2 separate regions of the Homo sapiens genome follow, and region 2 is linked to region 1. A link is a contact called in ENCODE Hi-C or POLR2A ChIA-PET data. All regions are on one chromosome and are shown on one strand. Each heading gives the region's core, a stretch centred on a gene start or an enhancer-like site at or near the end of the contact. The rest is flanking DNA. Distances are from core to core; before and after follow the strand shown.

The links. A loop is a pair of places that touch in the nucleus more often than their neighbours do. ChIA-PET counts read pairs that join two places held with the same protein, here RNA polymerase II (POLR2A). Pooled maps may share reads with other maps.
Region 2: a loop to region 1 is called in a map of ascending aorta, with 4 times the contacts of the local background. The contact joins the promoter of SSPN here to the enhancer-like site in region 1. A Hi-C loop is called at or near these places in 10 of 168 maps with a recorded cell type or tissue (B cell, Calu3, IMR-90 and 7 more), 5 of 37 single-sample maps with no recorded cell type and 18 of 50 pooled maps. POLR2A ChIA-PET finds 5 or more read pairs at or near these places in 4 of 52 experiments (B cell, BJ, Panc1 and 1 more).

What each region holds. Positions count from the first base shown.
Region 1 is chr12:26,151,567-26,154,949 of GRCh38, reverse strand. It overlaps a transcript of SSPN not described here. Among named protein-coding and RNA genes, the nearest start is that of BHLHE41, 28 kb to the right of the region's middle. Within about 2 kb of position 1,334, at least 9 of the 41 ENCODE cell types and tissues checked have a DNase peak (open chromatin) inside an H3K27ac peak, as active enhancers do; they include Panc1 and ascending aorta, where a contact is called at or near this core.
Region 2 is chr12:26,194,219-26,197,403 of GRCh38, reverse strand. It overlaps SSPN (sarcospan), which reads right to left and starts at 1,831. Exons shown (of 3, transcript NM_005086.5): 1 at 1,453-1,831. The coding sequence starts at 1,731.

The DNA.
Region 1 (3,383 bases), core at 85-2,584:
TACACTGTCATGCCCAGCTTCCTCACCATACACTACCATCACCATCCCTCAAACCCTGGGCCCAAACCCCACTACTTTCTCATATAATTCTGGTCCAGGATCTGATGTGGCACCATGTTACTGGGCCCAATTCTACTCTGCCCTAGACCTCTCTGCCCCTTAATCTGCATTCTGATCATACACAAACAGAAAACACTCCAGAAGATTCATATTAACAATAATCGAATGTACAGTAGATACTGGGTTCTCAGCTGAAATGTTTACCTACTTATCTCAGTTAATCTTTATAGGTACCATTTTATTCCCATTTTATAAATTAGAAAGGTTAAGTAACTTCCCCAAAGTCCCTTAATTAGTCATTCCCTAAGTCATTTAACTAGTGCCAGAACCTGAAGCCACATTTGTCTGATTCCAAAGCCTGTCTCCTTTCTGCTTAGTGCCCCTTAAGAGGAATTGGTGAAGGAGGCAGGGAGGATCCCCCTGAAACTCTACAGAGTTTCACCAAGGCCCTGCTGCTAAGATTTCAGGTGTCATACTCTAATGCAGTGTTGATCTGAACATGGAAATCTATCTTGCATCTATAGGTTGTTGCTCAGTGCAAGGCTCTGAGCTAGGTACTCTGTGCAATGGTGAATAACACACATGGTCTGTCCTCAAAAAGCTCACTGTAGAGTAAAGCAGCTTGGTATTCCAGATCAACCGAGGGTGAGTTACAGAAAATCTTCATGAACCCTGTCATCTTTTGACATATCAGGGACCTAAATGAAAAGTGAAAAATATAGAAATGGGCCTTTTCATAGTACCTTTTTGAGCAACTGCTCGGGTTCAAGAGAAATATGCCCAAGATAAGGTTTTTGCCATAGGTTTTTTTGCACATATCTGCTCTAAATGTAACCACTACAAAAGCAAAGGATGAAAGTCTTTCTGAGGCTACTCCAAGTTTTTCCACAAGGGGTACCCCATGACTGAGTTCTTTCATTGAGCAGAACAAATGTTCAGAGGCACTGGACTTCCTTGCCTTTGGCTGCTTCAGGAATCGTAGCTCATAGTTCTGTTTCTGGGCTCATCCATCAGGAGGGACCATAAGGTACTAGTTCTCCCAACTTAGACTTTACTATGAGAGCTAAGCACACCCACAATATTCCTGATGATTGGGACCACTGGGATATCAGCTACTCAGCACTCAAGAAGGACCAGAACCCAGAATTCGTGGAAGACCTTGCAGACATGCAACAAGAGTCCAGAAGTTCCACCACCTACAAAAACGGTTGTGCCCTTCCAACCACACTGACTGCAAGCCTCTGTAATCACATTTTCTAAAAATAAACCAAGGCTCAGAATGGTGTCACCGCCAGTTCTTCTGTTTATTCATTATTCATTTATGCACACATTCATTCAAAAAATATTTAAGTACTTAGTGTGTGGCAGGCACTATTCTAGGTGATGGAACACAGCAGGGCATGAGTCATTCAAGGTCACTGCTCTCATGGAGCTCAAATTCCAGGAGAGGAGAAAGGAAATAAGAAAACAAATAGATAAAATACTCTTAGACAGTGATAGGTACTTTGAATACTCCAATAATAATGAAGATTATAATAATACTTCAATAAAAATGATGATGATAATATTAGCAGCGAAACTTACATAGATAGTGCTTAATAAGATCCAAGTAGGGTTCAAAGTGCTTTACATATATTAACTCGTTTGATCCTCACAACCCTATGAGAAATGTGTACTACAGCACTTCCATTTAACAAATGAGAAAACTGAGGTTTAGAGGCTAAGTAATTTGCCTGAGTTTCTGAGAACAAGGGAATATGACGGAGAGTGGTGATATGGGCAATGGGGCTTACTTTAGATAAAACAGGACAGACTTCTTTTAGGGGATGATACTTCAGCTAGAACCTGAACAATGAGAAGGAGCCAGCCTTGGAATGCTGTGGGGGAAGAGCACTCCTGGCAGAGGGAACAAGTGCTACGGCCCAGAGGCAGCTACACAACAGGTGTGTTTTAGGAAAATAAAGATGGCCAGCATGGCTGGAATGAAGTGCTAAGTCAGACAATGGCAAGATGAAGTTGGAAGGGAGGCTGCAGCCAGATAAGATAGGCCCTTACTGGGCATGGTAAGAGCTTGAGTCTTCTTCTAGGAACAACAGGAAGACGTTGAAGGGTTTAAGATGGGAAGTGATATGGTACATACATTTTAAAAATATGACTGCCTCCTGTGTGGAGAGTGGACTATGAGACACAGATAAGGAATGAACCAGGGAGAACAACTAGAGGCTATTGCAGGGATACAGGTGAGCAGTGAGGGTGATGAGAACAATTGTTGCAGTAGGGAAGTGGTCAAGATATGTTTTGGAGGTAGAGTCTGCATGATTGGCTGTTGGATTAAAATACAGTGATAAGGGAAAGAGAGATGGCATTTATAATTACTATGGTTTTACCCTGACATAGTGACTTCTAAGAGCCAGTTCTTAAATTTTCAGGAATTTTGCAAGACAGTTGCTAAACATAGCCATTATTAAAAATTAAATGTTATAAATTTATAATTAAATAAATTATATTAGGCAAAAGTAACGCATGCCTAAAACTTATCACTTCCTAATTGTTTTACTTATACTACATTTTTATTGTTATCTATGATCTTGAGGTTATTGATGGTTACATATCTGTTTGGTGGAAATATTACATAATGGTAAGCTGCTGCATATCTTTCCTGCAAGCAGTGGCCTCACATCGGTTGCTTTAAATTAGCCACGGTGGGAGTATTTACACCATGGAAAAGAGCAAATGTGACAGATCAGGGCTTCTTCACTTACTGTTTTGTTGATTGCCTAGAATGAAGAAAATGATGAGGGAAATGTCAATAATGCAGATTAGACTTAAAAGTGTATTGTCTTTGTAGTCACTGAATTATGAATAGCACAAAATATTGAGAAATTCTTCTTTCAGGATTCAAAAGTATTATCTGGTGTGACATCTCTTTCCCCTCCTTCTCTCTTTCAATCTAGGGACTAAGCATTATCCAAAAGCAATGGTTAAATTACCGCATTGGATGAGAAAAATTCTAGTTGCTTTGTTTTGTTTTTATTTTCTACCACGCAGGGGCACATGAGGAAGATTAGACCAGGTATGGACAAAATTTTAAGATATATTTTTTTTCTCCACATGTGGCATAGTGTGTTAGTAAATTCTGCAGCCCTGTTACAAAAAATTTGTACTAGATCCTCCTGGACCACGGTAACCTTTATGCATGCTGAGGGTCAGGTCTTGTCATGCATAGGTAAATTAGATCCTCTGCATGAGCTAAACTGCAAGCTCCATGGGGGCAGGGAGCTTTGTCTGTTTGTTCACTGATTTACTCCCAAGAACTCTGAATA
Region 2 (3,185 bases), core at 582-3,081, 42 kb before region 1:
ATATCTTACTGAAAAGCTATTTTTAAAATCACTTGATTTAGAAAACTCCAATCATGGTAATTTCATGGGAATTCTTAGTACAAAAATTAAAGTTTTAAATTACTATGCAAAAATTGTGTATTCAAATAATCTTAATTAGGAAATACCTCCATCGATGCATATATATCAGGTCTCTCTAATGTCTGTCCCTGATACAAAATTATTTTGAGGGACGTTTTGTGAGTTACAGTTCCTGTGGTCAGTAATAGCAGTAAGGATGCAATATGAGACAAGGAGTCAAAAATGTCATTTCTAGTCTCTCTTGATTCGACCACATTCAATCTCTGGGCTTGAGAATGTCATCTAACTTCTCTTAGCCTATTTCCTCACATCCAAAAGGAATAACAGTTCCCACTTCAAAGTGTTGTTTCGTGGCTCAAATGAAATAATGCATGTGAAAGAGTTTAATATGCTACAAGACACTGTAATATAACATAATATTAAAGTTACAAACCAAATGTGGTGGCAGTGTGGTTCAATGAGGAAAACGCAGATATAGTCTAGCATAAAGAGGAATCAGCATGGCTGAATGCTTTACCCACTCATGACCCTGGGTGAGTCTGGCCTGGGTTCCCTCATTTGAGAAGTGAGAATGATTAAAACGATCCCATCAGGACGATGTGGGGATTAGAAATAATATGTGTCAGGCCTCTAGCAGGGCGAGCACACAGTAGGTATTCAGTAAGTGGCACCCGTTTTACATTAAAGAATTCATTTAATCAAGCCAAGTATGCTACATGTTTCAACACTCACAACAGCTGAGTACTGTTCAACTTAGAACAGTACATCCATCGGTGGAGTCCCAAATATACTTCTGCCATGGCCAGCGCCCTGGGTTTATCCCACTTTAGACTCCAGTGGATTAAGGCTGTGCTTGCTGTATTCGCATTTCCTGCCTTAGCCCATCATTTCAGGAAACTTACTAATGGAGCCTCAGTTTAAAACATAAAATGAATGCTACTCAATGTGGCAACTCCAAGTACAGGCTTTCTCCTCTCCTGCTTTCACTAGATGAACTTAATTCACTTTTTGCCACTTGTTTAAGGACAGGGGTGGGGTCTGGGTAACAGGATAAGGAAAAAGCCCGAATGAATCCGCTGTTGTTATTGAGGCTGTTCAGTCTGACCAAAATAAGCAGCTTTTGAAATGAACTCCCCAGCTCCAGAGCGTCAGAGTCAGGCCCCGTGGAGGCGCTGGGAGCCGCGAGCAGGAGAGGGGCAGGAGCCCTATCGCGTCCAGCCCTGCCCCGCCCGGGAAAACCCAGTGCCCCACGCATCAGTCACCGAGCAGAGCGCGAGTTAGAAGAGTGAACCCGGGGAAGGGCACATGCAGCTGGGTTAGTCTCAACTCGACCATGCGACTTCGCATTCCTGTTTGGCAAACGCGCTTAGGCAAAACAGACTTGATGCTTACAATGATCCCAGCCCAAAATGGAGTGTCCCTGACTAGCAGGGAGGAGCTGATGCTCGCCATGAGGAAGCCCACCACGGTCACGGCGATGCCCAGGGCCAGCTGCAGCAGGGCGAGCAGCAGCGGGAACCGGCAGCCGCAGCAGGTCCGGGGCTCCTCCTCCCCGCACTCCTTGGGGGCCCCCGTGCCCTTCTTCGGCTCCATGTCGTCGGGCCCAGCGGCGTCCGCGGCCGGCGGGCCCCCCTGCCTCTGCTGGCCGCGTGGCTGCTTGTTCTTGCCCATGGCGCTGCGAGGCTGGGTGGGTGGGTGGGTGCGTGTGCGGCGCCCTGGGCCCTGGAGCGCGGCGCACGGCTGGCTCGGCCTGCCCTGGTATTCGAATTATGGAGGCTGAACAAATATGGAAAACATTTGGAGCCGACTCACCGAGCCTCCAAAGGCCACGGGGAGCCCGCAGCAGAGGGGGGATTCGAGGGGGGTCGCCAACTGCCAACGCGCCGGGACGCAGCGCCTGCCGGGCCCCGGGCAGGATTTGCAGGTCGCCCGCGGAAACCGGCGCGGGTCCCTTGGCCGCCTGAACCTCTGCACTTCAGACAGGCTGCGAGTGCGCGCGTGTGCGAGTGCGGGGCGTCTGTTTTCCTCACTCAAAACTCCAGGATTGTTTTGGTTTTGCTTTCTGTGAAGTGCAATGCAAGGTGATGAATGTTGAAATCGTTTGAGCTTAATTAATACACAGTTTAATCCAAAATAGGCACTGCTGGGCTCTAAGCTGCGAAGTCATTTCCAGAAGTTAAGTCGTTGTTACTTTCCTACAGAGGCACAGGCTCTTTTCTTCCTACTTTCTGTAATCCAGCTGACAAATGAATAAAGGCATTTTTCGCATTTAGGTGTTTTTGAATCTTTCTAAAGATATTGGACTAATTGTGAACTCTCTTTCACATATGTTATTAATTATTATTATTATTTTCCAAACAGGGGCTCACTGTGTTGCCCAGGCTGGAGTGCATTGTCACCATCCTAGCTCACTGCAGCCTCAGACTCCTGGACTCAACAGCTTCTCTCTCCTCAGTCTCCAAGTGGCTGGGACTACAGGCAATCACCACCACATCTGGCTAATTTTTTAAAATTTTTTTCATAGAGATGGGATCTCATTATGTTGTCCAAACTGGTCTTGAACTCCTGGCTTCAAGGGATCCTGCTGCTTCAGCTTCCCAAAGTGCTGGAATTACAGGCGTGAGCCACCATGCACCCGGCCTCTCACGTGTATTTGTTTTTAAAAGCTCTGTTGGCTCACGCCTGTAATCCCAACACTTTGGGAGGCCGAGGTGGGCGGATCACAAGGTCAGGAGTTCAAGACTAGCCTGGCCAACATGGTGAAACCCCGTCTCCACTAAAACTACAAAAATTAGACAGGCGTGGTGGCACGCACCTGTAGTCTCAGCTACTCGGGAGGCTGAGGCAGGAGAATCGCTTGAACCTGGGAGGCAGAGGTTGTAGTGAGCCGTGATCATGGCACTGCACTCCAGCCTGGGCGACAGAGCAAGACTCCTAGTTAGTCTTCACTCATCTCCACAACAGTGCTTAGGGGGATTGGATTGACCATCTTAGAGATAGACGCTTTTACTCAGTCAATATTTAAGAGTTATTTTTAAAGCACCTACAATGTGCTAGGATATAAAGATGTTCAAAATAGACTTGGTCCTGGCCCAGAGTCACAGAAGAAATCAATAAAACTGATT